Linked DNA regions of Mus musculus: regions 2, 3 and 4 are each linked to region 1. Evidence: chromatin loops called from intact Hi-C (ENCODE). Cell type or tissue: left cerebral cortex. All regions are shown on one strand. Region 1 holds the start of Ypel1 (yippee like 1). Region 2 holds the start of Tmem191c (transmembrane protein 191C). Region 3 overlaps Mapk1 (mitogen-activated protein kinase 1). Region 4 overlaps Ppm1f (protein phosphatase 1F (PP2C domain containing)).

Region 1 (5,000 bases):
TGTCTGTATGTATGTATGTATTTTTAGTGTTTCATATGGGCCAGCCCCTGGGCTGCTATATATCTGTGGTAAGTCAAGATTTTGGTCTAATCCCTAAGAAGACATGCTAACCACATAGTCCCTTGGCTAGGAACACATAGACCTAGGGATCCTGGTAGCAAAACTCTTCAAATACAGCACCCCTGACTTTTTTAAGAGCCCACAGTATGGCTGGAGAGATGGGCTGACATCCTTTAGCACCTGCTGCTCTTGTGGAGGATCCATAACTTCGGCTCTAGGGGATCCGATGCCCTCTTCTGGCTTCTCTAGATACCAGGCACACACACGGTGAATATACATGTGTGTGTGTGTTTATTTATTTGTACCCCACCATACACATGCACACAGACACCCACTGGACCAGCCCCTAGGGGAGAGGGAGACGGGTACTCAGCAAACATTTGTTAACACATCTACCAGAACACAGCAGAGGTAAAGGGCCCTGGGTGATGGGTGAGGGTGGCTTACTCAGAGGGGCCTGGAGAAGTTCCCCAGAGGAGGTGAGCCTGGTCTTGGAACTTCAGCGGAGCGAGGAGGAGTATGGTCAATTCTTTGACAAGATACATTAGTTAAGGTGAATACATTGTGGATACTTATAAGGCAACTGAATTAGAAAGACCTTGGGCTGAAAAATGATGTTTTCAACGTCTATTATCTATCCAAAACAGAATTCTGCCGGCTTTCTATCCTGGAGCTCAGTACACGATCGAAGATGACCATTTGTGCAGTTATTGAGTAGAGAATATCTTATTTAGTTGCTACTGTTAGCAATTTACATTGATAAAGCCTAGAGCCACAAGTGGTAAACAATGAGGACAATTCCCTTTAGTTATTATTGTACAGGCAACTTGAAAATGCCACCCCATAATATTCTTTTATTGGAGGTATCTTCTGTATTTATTTCTTTCCCCATTTTTTAAGGTAGGGGAAAAAACAATGGGGGGGGGGGGGCGAAGAAAAAAGAAAGAAAGAAAGACCGGGATTTTGCGTTGTCTTCTAATGACCCAAATACCAACAGTTCGGAACATCAGAACAAAAAGTCAACGCATCCTCCGCACTCCCGCCCGGCCCGCCCGCGCCCAACAGGTGCTTCCCCGCCTCCCGGAGCCGGAGATCCTCAGGTCTCCGCAGAGAACCCCTGAGGCCCGCCCGTACTCACGGCCGCTCCGCGGTCCGCTGCGCCCATCCGGCCCAGGCTCGGTCGGCGCGAGCTCGGTTTTCAGGCGGTCCCGGTGTGACCCGGGACGCGCTCCGGCCGTTGGCGCCCACTCCGGGCGCGAGGCATCCTCCTGCCGCCGCCTCGCGGGCCGCCTGCCCTTTGTTTTGGACCCGTAGCCCAGCCCAGCCGCCATAAACGGCCTCGGAACGTGGCGATGCCCAATCAGTGTCCGAGCCCCGCCCTCGCGTTCCCGCCGCTCCGCCCCTCCACGCTCCCCGCCCCTCGCCCTGCCCCACGCGTCCACCCGCGCCCCGCTGCGCTCGGGGGACTGGGCTGGAACGTGTCCGGGTGGAGCTCGCCAGGAGTCCGGTGGGCTGGCCTGACGAGGAACCCAGGCGAACCGGCAGGTCGCGGGGCCGGTGGGGAGGTAGGGTCCTGGAAGGCCAAAGGACCGAGATTTTCCACAGGTTTGCGCCTCAGGCTGCAGGCAGGAGGACCTCTGCAGCTGGGTCCCTAGAGCGCAAGCTTCTTCCCTCTCTCCATACTGACCACCCTTTCTCCACTCTCCAAGTCGCCATCCAAGAGCCTCCAGGTCTGCGTGGACTTGAATTATGGAACCCCAGATTAGATTTCCTACCCACAAAACACAGGCAGTATCACCCAGTCTCCATGCCCACATCTGCGCTTCTTCTGTTATTTTTTTCTTAGTCTCTTTAGATCGATTTTTCAAAGCACACTGCTGAGGGTGAATGTACACATTGCAGGACGTATTTGCGCCCTCTAGAGTGTGCTTGTTAGGATTTATTGTATTGAGGATACCCCTAATTGATTAGATTGTGGGCCCTTTGAGTTGCCATTTACTTAGTGAGTCTCCCAAGTGACTGATTACTCTATTTTTGTATTCGTCCTAGCTAGGGAGTCTCATGTTTTTTTGGCTTTTAGAATATGATCTCTGTAATTCTGTAATTCAAGCTGGCCTCAACTATGTAGCTCAAACATGATCTTGAACTTTATATTTTAAGCTTATTGTGTGAATAAGCACATGCCTGTGCACCAGAGGTTAGCTCTGCTTCTCACCTACCATATTGATCCTGGATTTGAACTCAGGTCAGCAGGCTTGATAGCGGCACCCTCACTCACTGAACCATCTGGCTGACTCTTCTATTTTTAAAGAATTTAAGCGGGAGAGATGGCTCAGCAGTTAATAGCACTGACTGCTCTTCCAGAGGTCCTGATTTCAACTCCCAGCAACCACATGGATTGCTCACAACCATCTGTAACGGGATCTGATGCCCTCTTCTGGTGTGTCTGAAGACAGCGACAGTGTATTCACATACATGAAATAAATAAATCTTTTAAAAAATGTGTTTTTTTTAATAGCTTAGAAAATAGTAGGTTTATATACGGCATTTTCCTATTTCCTTAGCATTGGTTAGGCCTCCTCCAGCCTTCCTTTCCTACCCATCCCACTTCTAACACCTACCTGTTCATATCATGGATACTCCAGTGCCCTTTTCCAGCGTCCTGACTTCTGGAAGCACTCCAGGAAAAACACACAAATCCAAACATTTCAAGCAGCTAGAATCTGCTTTGAGAGAGAACATGTATCATTTGATCTTCAACATTTTTTCTGTCTGCTGGGAGCAGTGGTGCATGCTTTTAATTGTAGTGCTTGGGGGTGGGAGACAGAGACAGGTGGGTCTCTGTGAGTTCAAAGCCAGCCTGGTCTACATACCAAGTTTCAGGTCATCAAGAGCTATGTAGGAGAGAGACCCTGCTTTAGGAAAAAGAGCTGCCATCCTTTTAAAGCTCATGGAAACCTCTGTACCCCTTCAGTTTCAGTCTGTATGTGGCTGGAGGTGACATATTTAACCTTGAGATTCTAATTGTGCAGCCTGCTGGGATTACAGGTGTGCACACCTGGTGCATTTGATGCTGAGACTGAGCACAGAGCCTTGGCACACTCTGCTAGACTACACACAAGGAGCCACAGCCCAGTCACTCTGGGTGCTCTGACTACTGAGAGACTTTAGCACATCAGGTGGAGGCACATGCCTTTAATCCCAGCACTTGGGAGGCAGAGGCAGGTGAATTTCTGAGTTCGAGGCCAGCTTGGTCACAGAGTGAGTTCCAGGACAGCCAGGGCTACACAGAGAAACCCTGTCTCAAAAAACCAAAAGTCACGTATCCAGACTCCAGGCTTTTCCTTCTTTTTCATGAGTTCTATTTCCTTACGAATTTCCAAGTTTCTTTTATCTTAGATGACTATAAGTCCCTGTTGGTTTTGCTAAGTTAAAAACACTATTTCTTTAAAAAAGAAAAAGAAAAAACTAAACCCTAATTTTGACAAGATTGAAATGTAAACTAAAACTCTGACTCTGTTACACAATATGGTCCCGGCCCCTGGCAATCTTTGTGCATGAATCAGCCAACATTAGGTGTCTCCTACAATGGGGTCACAGTGTCTGTCCTTTTGTGACTTACTTCATTTCATGTGTTAATATCCAAGGCTCATCCATGCATGGGTTAGAATTTGTTTCCTCTTGAGGGAGGTATAATATTCTGTTGCCAATAGACCCACTTATCAGTCTGTGGTTTCTGAGGATGCATTTCCCTATCTGGCTGCTGTGAATAATGTGGCACATGAGTGTACAGATATCTCCTCTATACCTTGCTATTTTTGTTTGGTTTTTGAGACAGGGTTTCTCTACGTAGCCCTGGCTGTACGGGACACAGCTCTGTAGACTATGCTGGCCTGGAAGTCACAGAGATCCACCAGGCTCTGTCTCCTGAGTGTTGGGATTAAACTCCTGTGCCACCACTGCTGATTTAGAACTTGCTTTTTAAAACAAAACAGGGTACAGTGTATTTAAATCATACCACCCCCTAGCCCAGGCTGGACTTCCTCTTCTTATAACACCCTTCAGTTTAGTTCCTAATGCCTGTATGGCCTGGGGATAGGGCCAGTCAGTGGCACATGGTCCACCTACCAAGGGCCACACTGCTGAAAACGACTCCTTCCTCTGTGGCCCCAAACTCCATGGTTACAGGTGGCCTCCTAAGCATCTCTGCAATCCATGCTGGAACATTGCATGGTTTGGTTTTGAGCAGGAGCCACAGCTGCTGTCAGTTCATGAGGGTCCCTACCATAGTCAGAAGGCACCGCCTTGCAGAAGTGGTTCTAGAGCAACAGAAGTATAAGGGTGAATTTTTTAAGTATCTGAAATAGGCTTTCCAATTTGCCAACACCTAGAGTTACTGAAGCCTCTCCTAGACGCTCGGAGAGTACGGAAAGCCAGTGGTGTAAATTATATTACAAACCGAAGAAGATAAGTTTATCTCATTATTCTGATCCACCAATTATGATGACTCTGTACAGAAAACTTTTGACAGTTTGGGAAAAAATAAGGAAAATGATGATGCTTGGTTGCCCTAGCATCTCTGGATAAACGGGCAAAGAGAAAGAATAAGCTCTGTTAAAGTTAAGTAACCAACTTCTAGCATTCCAGAATACAGCGAAGGACAACAATGTACTCAGTGATTAAAACTGACCACCCCCAGATGTGCATACACAGGCTAAAGGTTTCTGAGTGTGCCCTGGAAGAGAATCTTATCTCCAGCAGCCACAGAGCTCAAGGTGCAGAAAATCAAACCAAAGCCCTCATTATAAGACTGGCATAGCCAGGCGTGGTGGCACGCCTTTAATCCCAGCACTCGGGAGGCAGAGGCAGGCGGATTTCTGAGTTCAAGGCCAGCCTGGTCTACAAAGTGAGTTCCAGGACAGCCATGGCTATACAGAGAA
Region 2 (5,000 bases), 210 kb before region 1:
CATTAGCTGGAGCTCACTAATTCACACTTGTCTCTACCTCTCCAACAAGGGGTCACTGACATTACCACCACATCCAGCCTTTTTACATAGGTTCTTAGGGTCAGACACAGGACCTTATGTTTGCAAGGCAGTGAGAGACACCAGTGCATACAACTGATAGGTCGCTGCACGCTACAGAACCTAAACCACATCAGGTGCTTTCTCCAAGTTAAACAGACCATTCCAAGGTACTTTACAGACCACTCTGTTAGGCCGTTAAGGGAGTCTCCAATGAACTTAACAGAAAAAGCTGTAATTGTTTAAATGCTGTGGTTATAGCTTAGCATTCACAAGTGCTGAGCTGAGTTCAATCCCCAGAACAGAATAAACCATCCCTGGTGGCTCATGCCTATAATCCACTCAGGAGCAGGGAGGTAGGTCAAGGTCACTCAGCTGTATAGTGAGTTCAAAGCTGGGATGAAACCCCACACACCTATAAATAAACAAGTAGTCTAGAGTTTATTGGAAATTCAACCCAGATTAATTTCCACTCAGCAGGGCAATCCTTATCTACTGCATGTTCCCCACAAAGCCCACGGTGGCAAGCATACACTACCCGGTGTGTTCAGATGCTGTGAGGGAGGTATGGCGAACTCGAACCTGCCCAAGAGGGAACCCCAACGTTGAAGTAGATCTGGAGTAACTGTGCATCCGCATCCAGGGAAAATAATCCACCCACTACGGAGGGGACCCGACAGGCCAGCACCCACACCCATCCTACCCAAAGCTCAGGTTCAGAAGAGCCCCCTAGAGGGGTCAGGCTGCGGCCTGGACACAAGCAGCCCCGCCACAGACAGGCACCCCTGCACTCAGGTGATATCGGAACAGACGAACTTCACCCCCACCCTTTTCATATAAGCAGGCACCCAGAAAACACAAAGGAGACAGAGGTACAAGCGGCCAAAGCCGACATGATGCACTCTAGGCAGGCAGCAATCCGCGCGCACGCAGCTCAAGTAAAGGCGACAGCGTGTAGCGCAGCCGGCGGAAGACCGCGTCAGAGCCGAGACTCTGGAGCCCCGGGCCAACGGCGTCAGGCTTCGCCAGCACCACGTAAATCAGCGGCAGCACCAGGAAACCCAGCGGGAGCAGCAGCAACGTCTGCAGTGCGCTCAGCGCCCACAGCCTGCAGAACCACCAACGGACAGGTGGGTGGTGGCTCTGGGACCCGGAACCCGGACCGCCCAACCCCCACTAGCCACTCACCTGAGGCTTCCCGCGCCTGTACCACCGAACAGTCGCTTTTCCTGCAGAGAAAGGGCTGTATCCAGTTTTTTGCCTGGGCAGCCGCTAGGCTCTAGCCAAATCTAGTGGGCAGGTACCAGCTTCAGCCCGCGCTTCCCAGCCCACGCTCACGCAGTCAGCCCTGGCCACCTCCTCCATGAGTGAGCCCGCGCAGTCCTGCACCGGACGAGGCTCTGAGTTCCACCTGCAGGACAGGCGCGGAGATGAGCCACCAGGCTGGGCCTAGCACCTTCCGACGCCCTCCAAGTCCCAATTCTTACGGTTCCGAGCCACCGCGCGTAGCCTCCAGCGCAGCTGCTGCCTCCATCACTTTCCCCTGCAGCTCCTGAAGGATGGCAATAGGGATTCAGGGCAGAGGATGCGCTACATCGCGAGTCAGAGAGTAAGGAAGAAAGAGTCGAGGCCGCAGGGCATTCGAAAGAGAACCGCTGTCAGAAACGAGGGGTCACACCTGCAGGACTCCACTCTGCTCCTGGAAGCTGGCCCAGGCCTCTTCTGTCCGCTGCGCACCCTAGAAGCCAGGGGCTTGGTATGAGCATCGCAATGACAGGCCCTCCCCACACGCCTTCCCCCCCCCCCCCAGAGTCCAGCGCCATTCGCACCTGCCGCAGGTCCTCTGCCTGCATGCTGAATTTGGCCTCCGCCAGCTCCAGATGTTTCTTCGGGAGGATTCAAGTGATGTCAAGAACCTGAAGTCCTCGCACACCACTGGGCCTCGAGGCTCGGTCCCCGGCCTTGAAGGCTGATACTCTGCCCACAAATGCACATAACCCTGCCCACAGCCATACTCCGCCCACAGCCCCGCCCAAGTACCTGCAGCGCCACAAGCTGGTTCCCTAGTTGCTGCTCCGCTCGCTGTTGACTTAGCTGCTCCCCTCCATAGTAGAAAAGCTGGGGACCGAACTCGTGAGTGCCTGGCTCAAGGATCTTGGGGACTAGGGCATGATCTGAGACACTGCACGTACCTGACTGGACAGTTCCTCCCACTGTTCCTGCAGCTTCCGATTGTGTTGCTCCTGCGAACAGGGTCCAGGCTGTCTAGGCCCCTCCTCCAGCCTAGCCACCCCGGGAGCCGCCTCTTGCTCTTGCCCGCACCAGGTCCTGCCGGTGCTGCTCCGCCGCCTCCAGCAGCCCACGAGCCCGCTCCGCACGCTCCCGTGCCGCCTCACATGCCTCGCCTCGAATGGCTCGTGATGCTTGACTTCGTCTCCGCTGCAGGCTACACGGGGGAGGGGGAGAGGGGGCGGAGAATTGGTCTGGGATAAAACCAGGGAGCAAGATATTTTGGGAAGGAGCCGCCACCAGCCTGAGAGTTCCAGACTAGGGTCCCACTGCCTGGAGCGAGACTGCCAACAAGCCTGCCGGGGCCTCGGTGCCCTCGCACCTGCGCTCGCGCTCCCGCAGCTCCTCCAGGCGCCCGGTGAGGCTCTCGCTCTCGGCTTCCAGCCCACGCACCAGCTCTTCTAGCTCCTGCTTCCGCAGGCGGCCATCTCGGTTGTCCTTCTGCAGCTGCAGCAGCTGCTCCTGCGGCTCAGTCATGGCTCCAGAGCTCCGCCCCGACCTCCACCGCCTGGGTAACTTGGTGGCCCGCGTCACAATAGGCAGCAGAGGGCGCCCGAACCCAACCGAGACGGATCACGCCCGACCAATTCAGGTATACAAAGCCGGGCTTGGTTGCCCACATCTGTAATTCTATCTCTTGGAGGTGTGAGGGCACGAAGATCAGGAGTTCAAGGTCATCCTTTGCTACATACGGAGTTTGAAATTAGCCAAGGCTACATGCGGACCTGTCTCAAAAAAAAGAAAAACAAAACAAAAAACAAAAATATCACAGTCCAGATCTGATTGGTAAAAAGTTACTAAAGTTCTAAGGAAGGACCAGACTTGATGGTCCGTACCTTGTAATCCCAAAATACTAGAGGCTGAGGCAAGATCACCTAGAGTTCAAGGTCAGCCTAGAGGTCTAAACAAGACCCTGACTCAAAAGAAAATGAGGGCCGGGTGTGGTGGCCCACGCCTTTAATCCCAGCACTTGGGAGGCAGAGGCAGGCGGATTTCTGAGTTCAAGGCCAGCCTAGTCTACAGCCTGAGTTCCAGGACAGCCAGGGCTACACAGAGAAACCCTGTCTCGAAAAAACAAACAAACAAACAAAAACCAAAGAAAAAAAGAAAGAAAAAATGAGAGGGTTTGAGAGATGGCTCAATGGTTAAGAGCACTGACTGCTCTTCCAGAGGTTCTGAGTTCAATTTCCAGCAACCACATGGTGATCCACAACCATCTATAATGGGATCTGATACCCTCTTCCGGTGTGTCTGAAGACAGCTATAGTGTGTGAGTGTGTGTGTATGTGTGTGTGTAATCTTTTTTTTTTTTTTTTTTTTTAAAGAAGGACTGAAGACATGGCTCAGCGGTTAAGAGTATTGACTGCTCTTCTAGAGGTCATAAGTTCAATTCCCAGAAATCACATAGTGGCTCACAACCATTTGTAATGGGATCTGATGCCCTCAAGACAGTGACAATGTACTCATATAAATAAAAATAAATAAGTCTTTAAAAATAAATAAATTAGCCAGGCGGTGGTGGCACACGCCTTTAATCCCAGCACTCGGGAGGCAGAGGCAGGCGCATTTCTGAGTTCGAGGCCAGCCTGGTCTACAGAGTGAGTTCCAGGACAGCCAGGGCTATACAGAGAAATCCTGTCTCAAAAAAAAAATAATAATAATAATAAATAAAAATAAATAAATCTTAAGAGCCACAGTAGCTGTAACTACTGTAACTACAGGCTAAACCAGGTGTGCCTCACCTTAGATTCTGAGTGACCAAGCAGGGAGTGCTAAACTTTTGAGAAAAACATTTTTTTGTTGCTGTTGTTTTTTCGAGACAGGGTTTCTCTGTGTAGCCCTGGCTGTCCTGGAACTCACTTTTGTAGACCAGGCTGGCCTTGAACTCAGAAATCTGCCTGCCTCTGCCTCCCAAGTGCTGGGATTAAAGGCATGCGCCACCGTGCCCGGCTTGAGAAAAACATTTAAAATTAAAATTTTTAATGTTTTTCTCCCCCATGTGCTATGAAACTTTGTCGTGGTCTCAGTGGCTGGATTTTCCCTAGCATAGTGCCGTGCTGAGTGGTGCTGAAGGACCTGGGAGGACCTGGGTGCTAGGGTGGCCTGATGGTCTCTTTTCTCCATGGTTTCAGCTCTAGAGAACCTTTGATTGGGCTTGTGTGGTATGAGTAAGAAAAGGAGGGATGTAGTTTTGTGATCTAGGGGTTCTGTTAGCTCAAGGGGTCTCATTCTGCAGCCAGGCTGGTCTTGACACAACCCCTTACTTCCCTAGGAACCTGCTTAATCATTTTCTTCAATTTATTTCTCTCTCTCTCTCTCTCTGTGTGTGTGTGTGTGTGTGTGTGTGTGTGTGTGTGTGTGTGTGTATACCACATCTGTGCAAATGCCTCAGCAGTCCATCAGATCCCTTGAAGCTGGAATTCCAGCAGTTGTGAGCCACCTATGTGGGTGATGGGAACTAAAGTCAGTGCTCTGGAAGAGCAACAAGTGCTCCTAACTGCACACTGGACCTTTTCACACTCTGTGGTGATATAATCTCTCTAAAGATTTTAAGAAGCTAATTTATTCCATAATTTAGAGGACATACTTTCTGGATGCTGTAATAAACCATTACAGCTTCATTAGATAGCCTGGGGCAGGAATCCTGCTGCAAA
Region 3 (5,000 bases), 81 kb after region 1:
AAGGAGGACTGTCATCCGTAAGGTTTTGTTCATAAGGTTTCCCGTACGTGAAGGCTCTGTCGGCCCTTGGAAAGGTGACAGTTTGAAAACCCCAGACAGAACACAATCCTTTCAATTTTCTTTGTCAACAAGGAACCTTTCACTTTGTTGTTTGTAACTTTCTCTAGTGGTTCTGCTCACATTCCATAAAGCCTCACGTCAGAACCCTCCTTGCATCTTTCTCCTCACACAGAGTGGGCCATTTCAAAGGTCAGGCTGTCAGTCTTTACTAGTGGAACATTCCAAAGTGAAAAGGAATAAAAGCAAAGGCACACAGACCATTCTAAGGTTGCACAGCAAGTAGTATTCGGGGAAAGAAATGTTTTCAAATACTTATTTCTGTATCTGTGTGAGGACACAAATGTGGAGGTCAGAGGACCTCAAGGGCTGACTGGTCCTGGCCCTCCACCTTATTTCAATCAAGGTCTTTTGTTTGTCATTTGCTGGATACTCCAGGCTAGCTAGCCCATGAGCTTCCAAGGTAATCTTTTGTCCCCACCTCCTAACTTGATGTTCAGGGGTGCTATAATTCCAAACACATGCTACCATGAATTTTTACACAGCTTTTACATGGATTCCAAAGGTCTCAATTCACATTAGCGTTACCAAATTTGCAAGAAACTTTTACCCTTTACCCACCAGCCATCTTCTCAGCCTTCAACTGTCTTTAGGGGTTTTTTGTTTCTTGTTTGTTTTTCTTATATTGTTTTTATTGTCTCTTTTTTTCCCTCAATTGTTTTTTGAGACAAGGTCTCAGTATGTAGACAAAGCTAGGCCTTGAACTCAGAGACCTGCCTGCCTCTGCCTCCCAGTGCTTGATTAAAGGATAGTTTACCCTGCTCAGCTTCAACTCTTTTTAATTAATAAGTACATATGGTTGCCTGGGAAATCCGGATGCTTTTCACAAGAACCTTCATAATACCTGAGAACTGAAAATAATCATGTAACAATCATGCCAAGCAAATTCATGTAACAGGGTAAGTTACAGCTAACTACCTCGTTGTCAGAAACACTACATTTCTGATGTTTTTGTGAGCAGCCTCCTCATGCTTTTTAGGCTCTAAATACAATCTCTGACTTGTTAGTTTAGCAACTATGTCTGAGTTTCTGATTTCTAATCTGGGTGTGGTGGCATACCCTATTATCCCAGCATTTGTGCCTGAGTCACACAGTGGGTCAATGGCCAGCTTGAGCTGCTAGACCCTTTCTCAAAACACACAAAACACAAGTAAAGGCAGGAGCAGACAGAGCAGGCAAACCCACACATTCTCTAACTGTGAAAACAGGGCCATCCCTCGATTCTCTAGTCTTCTATAATACCACGTCCAATCTCCCGGCTGTCATAACCACAGCCTCTCCCCCGAAAGTGTCCTTTACTCTAGCAATCCCATCTGTGGTTTTCCTGACCACATGTGCTGTTTTCATGGTCCCGTGCCTTTGCATGTATTATTTCTCTCTGCCTCAAAACCACTTTTAAAGGTAAAATACTCATACTTTAATAATGAGCTTAAACATCCACAAGGCCTTATAAAGACAGTCTTCTATCACCCAGCATTGTTCCTGTACAGCACTGGCAGTCTGTGTTTTTGCCTAAGTATATCCTATTCAGACAAAGTCACCACCATGCAAGAACCAAGTAAATTCTGTGCGTGAGAAGCTCTTTCTGAGCAAATGACTTTATAGGAAGAGTTGCTCTTTTGTTTGTTTGGTTTTTCGAGACAGGGTTTCTCTGTGTAGCCCTGGCTGTCCTGGAACTCTGTAGACCAGGCTGGCCTCGAACTTAGAAATCCGCCTGCCTCTGCCTCCCGAGCGCTGAGAATTAAAGGTGTGCGCCACCACGCCTGGTGGTTTATATGAAGAGTTTTAAGGAAGGCAAAAATGAGATGCAAGAGAACATAATGTTTTGTAACTTAAGCTGTCATTTCTCACCTTCACCTTCCCTCCCTGCTTGTTTTCAACACTGGAGATGAGCCCCAGAGAGTGCTAAGAAAGCACCACACTGAGCTACGCAGTGCCCCCACCTCAACTCTAAAGTCTTGTGAATGGCACTTACAGATCAGACAGGATAGGTTCCCTCACACGTACCAGGCCCAAGCCCTCTTCCACGGAGTTATACTCCTGGTACTGTCATGTCCTGCTGACTCACACTTCTAACCATGTCCTAGAGTAAGCCACCTAAATGCTCTCAATCACGTCCCGGGAAAGAACAAAAGAAAAGCTAGTCAGTTTTGCAGTAGCTTGAGGGTTAGATGATGCATACTTCTTAAAGTGCAAAGTAAGTGACACAGATATGAATGCTTCAATCACAAAATCTTAAAAGCATGGAATACTGCACTATCAGGGAAAAAGAACATAATAGAATCTGACAGGAATCATCTTTTTATTAAGAGTGAAGAATATAGGGGGCTGGTGAGATGGCTCAGCAGGTAAGAGCACCCGACTGCTCTTCCAAAGGTCCAGAGTTCAAATCCCAGCAACCACATGGTGGCTCACAACCATCCGTAACGAGATCTAGCGCCCTCTTCTGGAGTGTCTGAAGACAGCTACAGTGTACTTACATAGAATAAATAAATAAATCTTTAAAAAAAAAAAAAAAAAAAAGAGTGAAGAATATAATAGCTTGTCTTCAACTACATGCTCTTGCTCCCTGTAGTAACCTTTTAATGACTACCAGGTCCTTGAGTTCCTGAGTTCCTGTGACAATATCAAGTCTTGGTTTCCTGGTTCCCTTCCGCACAGTTCCTGGCCTCCCCATACCTACAGGCAGATACCCTATACCCTTTACTTCTCAGAGTGCCTCTCACCCCTTCCAATAGCCTGACCTTAAATCTCCCAACCCCTCCGTCACATTCAGAAACACAGTATTTCAAAATGAGATTCATCCAGGGCTGGAGGGATAGCTCAGGGTTTGAGGGTGCTTGCTGTTCTTGCAGAGAACTCCAGCTCAGTTTCCAGTACCAGCATCAAGTGACTCACAAATGCTTGTGGCCTTCAAGGACAGTCAGAAAGACACACACACACACACACACACACACACACACACACAAAAATACACTACTGGTTTTTTAAAGACCTTCTTTAAAACAGTTATCTTAGTAGACAACCTAGCACACAACTCCATTTCTTTGTTCTGACGTTTGCCATTCTTCTACACATCTCAGCAGTTCTCAGGTTTCTCTTCTTTGCCAGTGATGCTTTTATTCCTCCTGTTCTGTCATGGCTCTTAACCATACTGGGGATCATGAACCCTTCTGAAAAAAAATCTCCTAACTATTATACCAAAAAGATGTTGAACATGCACTTTACAATTTTAAGAAACCAGTGCCTCAAATAACAATCTGTACTCCTCCACCCAAGATTTTAACTGTTACCCACTATATAGAAAGGCTTCTTTCTTTCTTTAAGATTTTCTTTTTTGTATGTTTTACCTGCTTATGTTTGTGCATTCATGTGCCTGTGGAGCCAGAGGATGTCAGATTTCCTGGAACCAGGGTTAAGGGCAGTTGCAAGCTACCACTGAACCCAAGCCATCTGCAAGAACAAATGCTCTTAATGCTGAGCCACCTCTCCAGCCTCTGCTACAAACACCACAAACTGACAGAGCCATCTCTCTCTCCATGGTAAACCCACTCTGCCTTCAGTATCCCCTCTCTTGGATTATGGCACCAGTCCTACACCTTCTCATTTTAGCTCAGCAATCTTCAAACCTAAACCCACCTTTCTTGGCTTCTCACCTTATAACTAACCTTGTCTTCATTCTATCTCTTGTGACTTTCCACAAGACCTCTTATGACTGGTTCTGTTTGCTCAAGATTCCTCATCTCCACTGGAAATGAATTACTGCACCTTGAGATGGCTACAACGGCCTGATTGCTGTATCACCACCATACTTAAAATTTGCCTATGACTCTCAAATACATCAATGCGTTCTTTCCCACCGACTTTTCTTATGGAGTCCTCTACAGTGTTTTACCTCAATACTTTTCTAAGATTAGACTCAACAGCTCAAGCTGTTACCTGTTCCTATTATCTGTCTATCAAAATCACACCCACATTTAAATGCCCAACTCAAAACTCAGTCTTCTTTTAAAAACATTTTAATTTTAATTATGTGTACTCACATACACCCATATATGTGCATACACACAGAGACACCCATAAGAGGTCGGAGGCATCAAGATTACTTGGAGTTACTGGCTATTAGGAACTGAATTTTGGTTGGAGCTCTCAACTGCTGAGCTATATCTATCCTGCACCCCACCCCCACATTTTATCTTTTTGTCTTCTACATAATGACTAGGAAGGGAACTTGAACAGATAGGCACTATTCCCGGAGAACTGTTTTAGGGAAATCTTGCTAAAGAACAGCTTAAAATCCCTTAAATAATCTTTTTAAAAGAGTTATTCTTAAATTCAGTTTTTAGTGTGTGTCCCCTAGTGAGTTTTCTATGCACCACGTGAGTGTAGATGCCCTTGGAAGCCAGGGGTTGGGTAGGAGTGTCATCTAATGTAGATGCAGGAATCTGAGCTTAGGTCCTGCAAAAGCAGCAGATGATATTCAACCACTATGCCATCTCTCCAACTTTTTAAAGATCACAACTATTCAAGTAGATACTTAAGAAGCTGCCATAAACTCAACATTGATGAGATGCTAATGACATACAATTAAGACTATTAAATAAATACTAAGATACCTAAGATATGTTATCAATCTGGAGATAAAAGGCTGATGTTAGGATTTAAATTCCAATTACATCTGCATTTTTCTTAAAATTAAAATTTGTAGGTGCCAGGTGGAAGGCAGAGGCAGGTGCCAGCCTAGTCTAAAAACTGAGTTCCAGGACAGCCAGGGCAACAACACAGAGAAACCCTGTCTTAAAAAAATGAATTAACTTTATTTTATGCATATGAATGTTTCGCTTGAATGCATCTCTATGAGAACATCTCATCTTCTGGAACTG
Region 4 (5,000 bases), 140 kb after region 1:
CCCAAAAAAAAAGTAAGACTCATACTAAATGTGGATGGAAACTTAGAAGGGAGATAAAAGAAGGAAGCTTGCTTTTTGCCTGTCTGCCTTCATTCTTGCTGGCAAACTCATCTGTTCTGTTGCTGCAACTGCTGAACTCACTGATATCAGAACAAGCTTTTTAAGACTTCTAATGCAGACTGAAGACTGGTAGCTGTCAGCCTACCAACCCTCGGATGACAAACTACCAGATTCTTGACCATTTTTGGCGTGACATAGCCATTGTTGAACTACCTAGATTGCATGTTATACATTAGTCTAGTAAGTCTCTTTTTAATATATATCCAACCATTGCTTCTATTCTCCCAGAGAATTGTAATATAGCTGGGTAGCTGAAGGGCCCCAAGAATTCCTCCTGTCTGAGTCCCCATACACCATCAAGTCTGGCTTTTTAAAAACATAGCTTCTAGGGTCTGAACTCAATCCCTAGGCAAGGCAAACACTTTACCAAGGGAGCTATCTCCCTAGCCTCTTGTTTTGATTTTTTTGAGACAAGGTCTCCCAATATAGCCCAGGCTAAGCAGCTCTCTTTTTTGGCCTCCCAAGTGCTGGGGCCCATCTGAAGTCCTCTTTGACCTATCTTTGATTAGCTTAGAGCCCATCCAGGTCCCAGACAAGTTAATAAGGCTGAGATGTAGGACTCCAGTGTGGAGATCTGTGGTCAAATCAGATAACAGCTTGCTAATCAGGATTTCTGCCTCTTTTTCTGGCTCTGCTACATTCTAGACCCAGCCTGGGAGACCTGGTTTTCAGGTTCCCTTCCTCAGGAGGAAACTCTTGTTTGATGGACATAACGCCTCTCCCCTCCTCTCCCCAGCACACCATGGCCCCCACTCTTTCTATTAGCTTTAGCTTGTTTCCCTCCTGGTAGAGTCTAACACATACCCTGCTCTATCCTGGTAGCTCAGTCCTTTGGATGAATTGCCTCCACTACACCCATCTACCCGTCACACCTCACTTGTCCTTCTTGCCTCCCCCACTCCCATCTGGTGGCTCTGAGTGAGTGTGTCAAGCTACATGCAGTTGGAGGACAGGGGGAATGCAAACCACCATCTGGAGATTCAGATACACGAGTCGACTCATCAGGAACAGCAAGGCAGCATATACTTAAGGAGGTTCTGCCAGGGGCTCTGGAGGAGTTGTGTGGGTGTGGGGAGGGGAAGACAGATGGATGCGTGGGCAGCAGGGGCAGGGCCTGATCAGAAACCCCCAGATTTGCATGCTGGCACTATCTTCTTCTGGGCTTGTTGCCTAGTGGGCAGCTGTGTCCCCTGGGGGCAGGGAGTGCTGGGGACAGGGTAGGCATCAGCCCACTAGTCAGCGAAAAGATATTTGTAGGGGAGAGGAATGGTTTATAGGTTGTAGGGAGATGTGAGAGGGTGGGTTGTAGGAGGGTATGCATTGTGTACATGAGTGAAATTGTGAAAGGACAAATTAAAAAAAAAAAAAAACAGACTCTATTTGCCTCTTGCCTGGTTCTGCCACTCTGCAGCCCCGGAAACCCTGTCCCCACTGCCCCAGACCCAACAGCAGCAGGTTATGTTGCATCCCATAAAATATAGTCTAACAGCAATGGGATGGCCAGTCTGGGGGTGCTGGGGAAGGGCTAAGAGGAACACAGCAGACAAGGCTGGGGAACAGGAGAGGGGTCCCATAAGGCAGAGTAGACAGGGCCTGGGCTGAGCCTGTGCTTGGGAGGAAGGAGTGCAGCCGGGCTAGGATGGTAAGCCCTAGCAAGCCGAAGGCACACAGGCCTCTCCTAGTTCTCAGGATCAGTTAAGGATACTTAAAAAGCAGAAATGATGTTTATCAGAAGACTTCTTGACTTGACAGTTCACACAGTAACAGGGTTTCTTCTGGCATCTCACACATCCTTAGTTTTGGATGGCCCATCCTATCCTCACTAGCATTCTGAGGCTGTGCTTCATGCAGGCAGCTTCAATGCTCTCTGAGGCTCCCAAGGAAGCTCAGGAAGAGGCTGTTACCTGTTACTTCTCCCCCTGAACCCCTCCCCCTGTTTCATGAAGGAATCACAAACCAAATGATAGAAACTAGAGACTCTGAAAATTGCCCCTTCCTCGGGTTGAAGAATTGCCCATGTAGACTTTGCAGGCAATGTATCTTCCACTCTTGGTGAAGATTTGGTAGGTGGCTTTTTGTGGGACGCCCTGTTATCCCTTGGGAGTTGTGTGCCATGTCAGGATGATGTCTGCTACGTGGCTGGACTGAGACCCTCTCCTGCTGATTCTCAGTCATCTTGACTTGAAATGATGTATTAATCCTTAAGGGTACTGAGGCAGCTTTCAGTTGTCCTGAAGAGTGGTTTCTTGTGTACTGGGGGCTCCAGTCCACTTGACTCTGCATGTGCTTATTGCACTGAGACCTTTGGGAGCAAATTCCACTCTAACAGCTACTGGCTGTCTCCAAGGTGGGTGAGGGCACAGAAGTTGAGTCAGAAGTCACTGTGGAGGATGGAGGGCTGCAGGTCTAGAGTCCAATTCGGAGTTCAGTGGATCCAAGCTGATCTCTCTTAAAGGCCACTTGCTGTAATTGTTCTGAGGCAGGTCCCTCACCTGTTAAGGCAAGTCCTGAAGGACCAGTCTCCTTAGCCATAGGGCTCTATAGTTGCAGGCTTTTCATTACAACAGTGAGCCTTATCTAACAGGCTCCCCTCAGATGCTGTCCTTCATACCCTGATTTAGCTACCTGGACTGTGGATCCAGACACTCTGAGTCTTATTATTTCTTATGTTACCAGCTGACCTCTCACCAGTAGCAGCAGCTGCTTCCTCCTCCCACCCTACCTCTTCCACCACCTTCTCCTCTTCTTTTAAGTTTTGGGTTTTCAAGACAGCATTTCTCTGTAGATCAGGTTAGCCTCAAACTCAAGAGATCACCCTACCTCTGCCTTCCTTAGTGCTGTGATTAAAGGTGTGTGCTACCACATCCAACCTAAAGCATACTCACTACAAGTCAGTTGCTCTTGGTAAACATGTTTCTAGACTTAGCACACACCACCTTTTAACTTGGCTCAATTATAGAACTGTGTTTAAATCCTGATGCACAGCACTGTGCTGCAGCTTTGTTTCCATAGCAACCCTAAGCTCTTTATGACTCCCTTTAGAGGAAGATTTTTTTTTTTTTTTTTTTTTTGGTTTTTCGAGACAGGGTTTCTCTGTATAGCCCTGGCTGTCCTGGAACTCACTCTGTAGACCAGGCTGGCCTCGAACTCAGAAGTCCGCCTGCCTCTGCCTTCTAAGTGCTGGGATAAAAGGCGTGCGCCACCACGCCCAACTAGAGGAAGATTCCTAAGTGTTTTTTTTTTTTTTTTTTTAAGATTATTTGGTGTTGTGGCTTGAGTATGAAATGTCCCCAGAAATCTGAATACTTGGTCCTCAGCTGGTGGCACTGTTTGAGGTTATGGAACCTTCAGGAGTTACAATGGAGGGGTGGTGGTGGTGGGTCACTGGGGGTGGACTTTGATGGTTTATAGCTGGCCCTGCTTCCTGGTCTTTTCCTGCTTCCTGTGTGGATGAGATCTGCTCTTCTGAGCTGCTGGGTTGGCCTCACACTCCTGACATGCCTTCCCTGCCCAGACGGACTGTGAGCCAAAATGAACTGTCTTCTATCACTTGATTTTGTCAGGGTTTTAGTCACAACAATGTGAAAGTAACTAATTTATTTGAGTATTTCCAGATAATAAACCCAAAATGTGGATTTTTAACATTTGCCTGTTCTACTGAAATAAAATGAGACTGAAAACAAAGGCATGTTTGCTGTATTAAGAAAACAGAATTTAGGGGAACATGTGAACAAGAAAAAGGAATCACCCACAACCCTGTCTCAGAGCCAGCAGTGATGCTCAGTAAACTCACCAGGGGCCTAGGGCTGTGCTTCCCACTCTGCATCCCATCTTCTGAGAGCTTCTGCCCTTGGCCCTGCATGCAGGATGTGGCAAGTGCCAGGCAGAGGGCAGGGTGGAGGCAGAAGAAATGCCTGGTGCTTTAGTGTCCATGCAAGTGGTCCTTGAAATACTGTGAGGGTCTATGCCCACAGGTGGCCCCAGCTGACTGTTGACTGGAGGACCTTGTGCTCAGTGCCCAAATGCTTGAGGCATTTCAGGCTGTGAAGAGGCACTGTAGATGCTGCTAGGTTCCTCAGGGGCCTGACCCCTCTTTACTACCCCTCTGGACCCCATGGCTGGTAGGATGGACAGTCTCCCTAACCCTAACCCAGGACCAGCTCCTCAGCAGCTTCCAAACATACCCTGGATGCCAAGAGGACCCCAAATCCAAAATGTCTCATGAAGTCTCAGGTTTTCAATGCTTTGTCCCAAGTACCAAGTTGTTGGCACTATTTTGGGAAATTGTGGAAACCAGTATGCAGGACTTGGCTTTTGGAAGCTCATCACATCCTGTGGGTCCCTGGTCATTTCTTTTCACTCTTCCTGGGTTGGCTTTGCGGTAGATAGCCATGAAGTCTGTCACATGTTCCTGCTCAAGCACATGGGATCAACCATGGGCTAAACTCTCTAGAACACCTTTTGTTGTTGTTGTTTTGTTTTTCAAGACAGGGTTTCTCTGTGTAGCCCTGGCTGTCCTGGAACTCACTCTAGACCAGGCTGGCCTCGAACTCAGAAATCCACCTGCCTCTGCCTCTCAAGTGCTAGGATTAAAGGCGTGTGCCACCACGCCCAGCTTAGAACACCTTTTAAAATACTTTTTCTGTTGAGTATTTTGTCAGGGATACAGATGTTAACTATAGACAGACGCACAGGGAAGAGATCCAAGTGGCACTCAGGAATCTTGAATATATGGTTTATTGACACCAGTACAGGGCCCCATGGGAAGACGTCCTATGAGCTCATCACCTTGGGAGTTGTCCCTAAGACTAAAGAAACACGGTGTCTTAGAACAAGACTCCCAGGAAGACCCCTGAAATAACCCTTGGCAAGGCCCACAT

Evidence for each region. Hi-C counts contacts between places; a loop is a spot of excess contacts. Peaks named below come from ENCODE experiments on the same cell type or tissue, not always from the same donor. Only the 100,000 strongest peaks of a DNase experiment are listed, where the experiment ranks them.
Region 2: it touches region 1 in a loop (2.8-fold over the local background); 4 of 42 quality-filtered maps call a loop at or near these places.
Region 3: a loop joins it to region 1, with 3 times the contacts of the local background. A loop is called at or near these places in 4 of 42 quality-filtered maps.
Region 4: a loop joins it to region 1, with 2.6 times the contacts of the local background. A loop is called at or near these places in 4 of 42 quality-filtered maps.

Annotation. Positions count from the first base shown.
Region 1 is chr16:17,066,562-17,071,561 of GRCm38, reverse strand. It overlaps Ypel1 (yippee like 1), which reads right to left and starts at 1,423. Exons shown (of 5, transcript NM_023249.6): 1 at 1,199-1,423. In left cerebral cortex, a CTCF peak has its summit at 1,979; DNase peaks (open chromatin) are centred at 1,419 and 1,928; H3K4me3 peaks cover 1,663 bases; H3K27ac peaks cover 889 bases.
Region 2 is chr16:17,274,137-17,279,136 of GRCm38, reverse strand. Tmem191c (transmembrane protein 191C) reads right to left here and starts at 2,837. Exons shown (of 10, transcript NM_177473.3): 1 at 2,669-2,837; 2 at 2,380-2,503; 3 at 2,250-2,300; 4 at 2,098-2,175; 5 at 1,887-1,943; 6 at 1,736-1,795; 7 at 1,545-1,609; 8 at 1,396-1,468; 9 at 1,246-1,286; 10 at 476-1,165. The coding sequence starts at 2,823. The coding sequence ends at 961. In left cerebral cortex, a CTCF peak has its summit at 2,888 (motif pointing right); DNase peaks (open chromatin) are centred at 1,220, 2,149, 2,487 and 2,836; H3K4me3 peaks cover 2,974 bases; H3K27ac peaks cover 2,823 bases.
Region 3 is chr16:16,985,464-16,990,463 of GRCm38, reverse strand. The region is part of intron 1 of Mapk1 (mitogen-activated protein kinase 1); the gene reads right to left. Among named protein-coding and RNA genes, the nearest start is that of Mapk1, 4.6 kb to the right of the region's middle. In left cerebral cortex, no CTCF peak of the experiment used is centred here; a DNase peak (open chromatin) is centred at 2,058; H3K4me3 peaks cover 1,197 bases.
Region 4 is chr16:16,927,204-16,932,203 of GRCm38, reverse strand. It overlaps Ppm1f (protein phosphatase 1F (PP2C domain containing)), which reads right to left. Exons shown (of 8, transcript NM_176833.4): 8 at 4,829-5,000. It also overlaps the pseudogene Gm46540. Among named protein-coding and RNA genes, the nearest start is that of Ppm1f, 33 kb to the right of the region's middle. In left cerebral cortex, no CTCF peak of the experiment used is centred here; DNase peaks (open chromatin) are centred at 1,115, 1,703, 1,890 and 3,024; H3K27ac peaks cover 4,597 bases.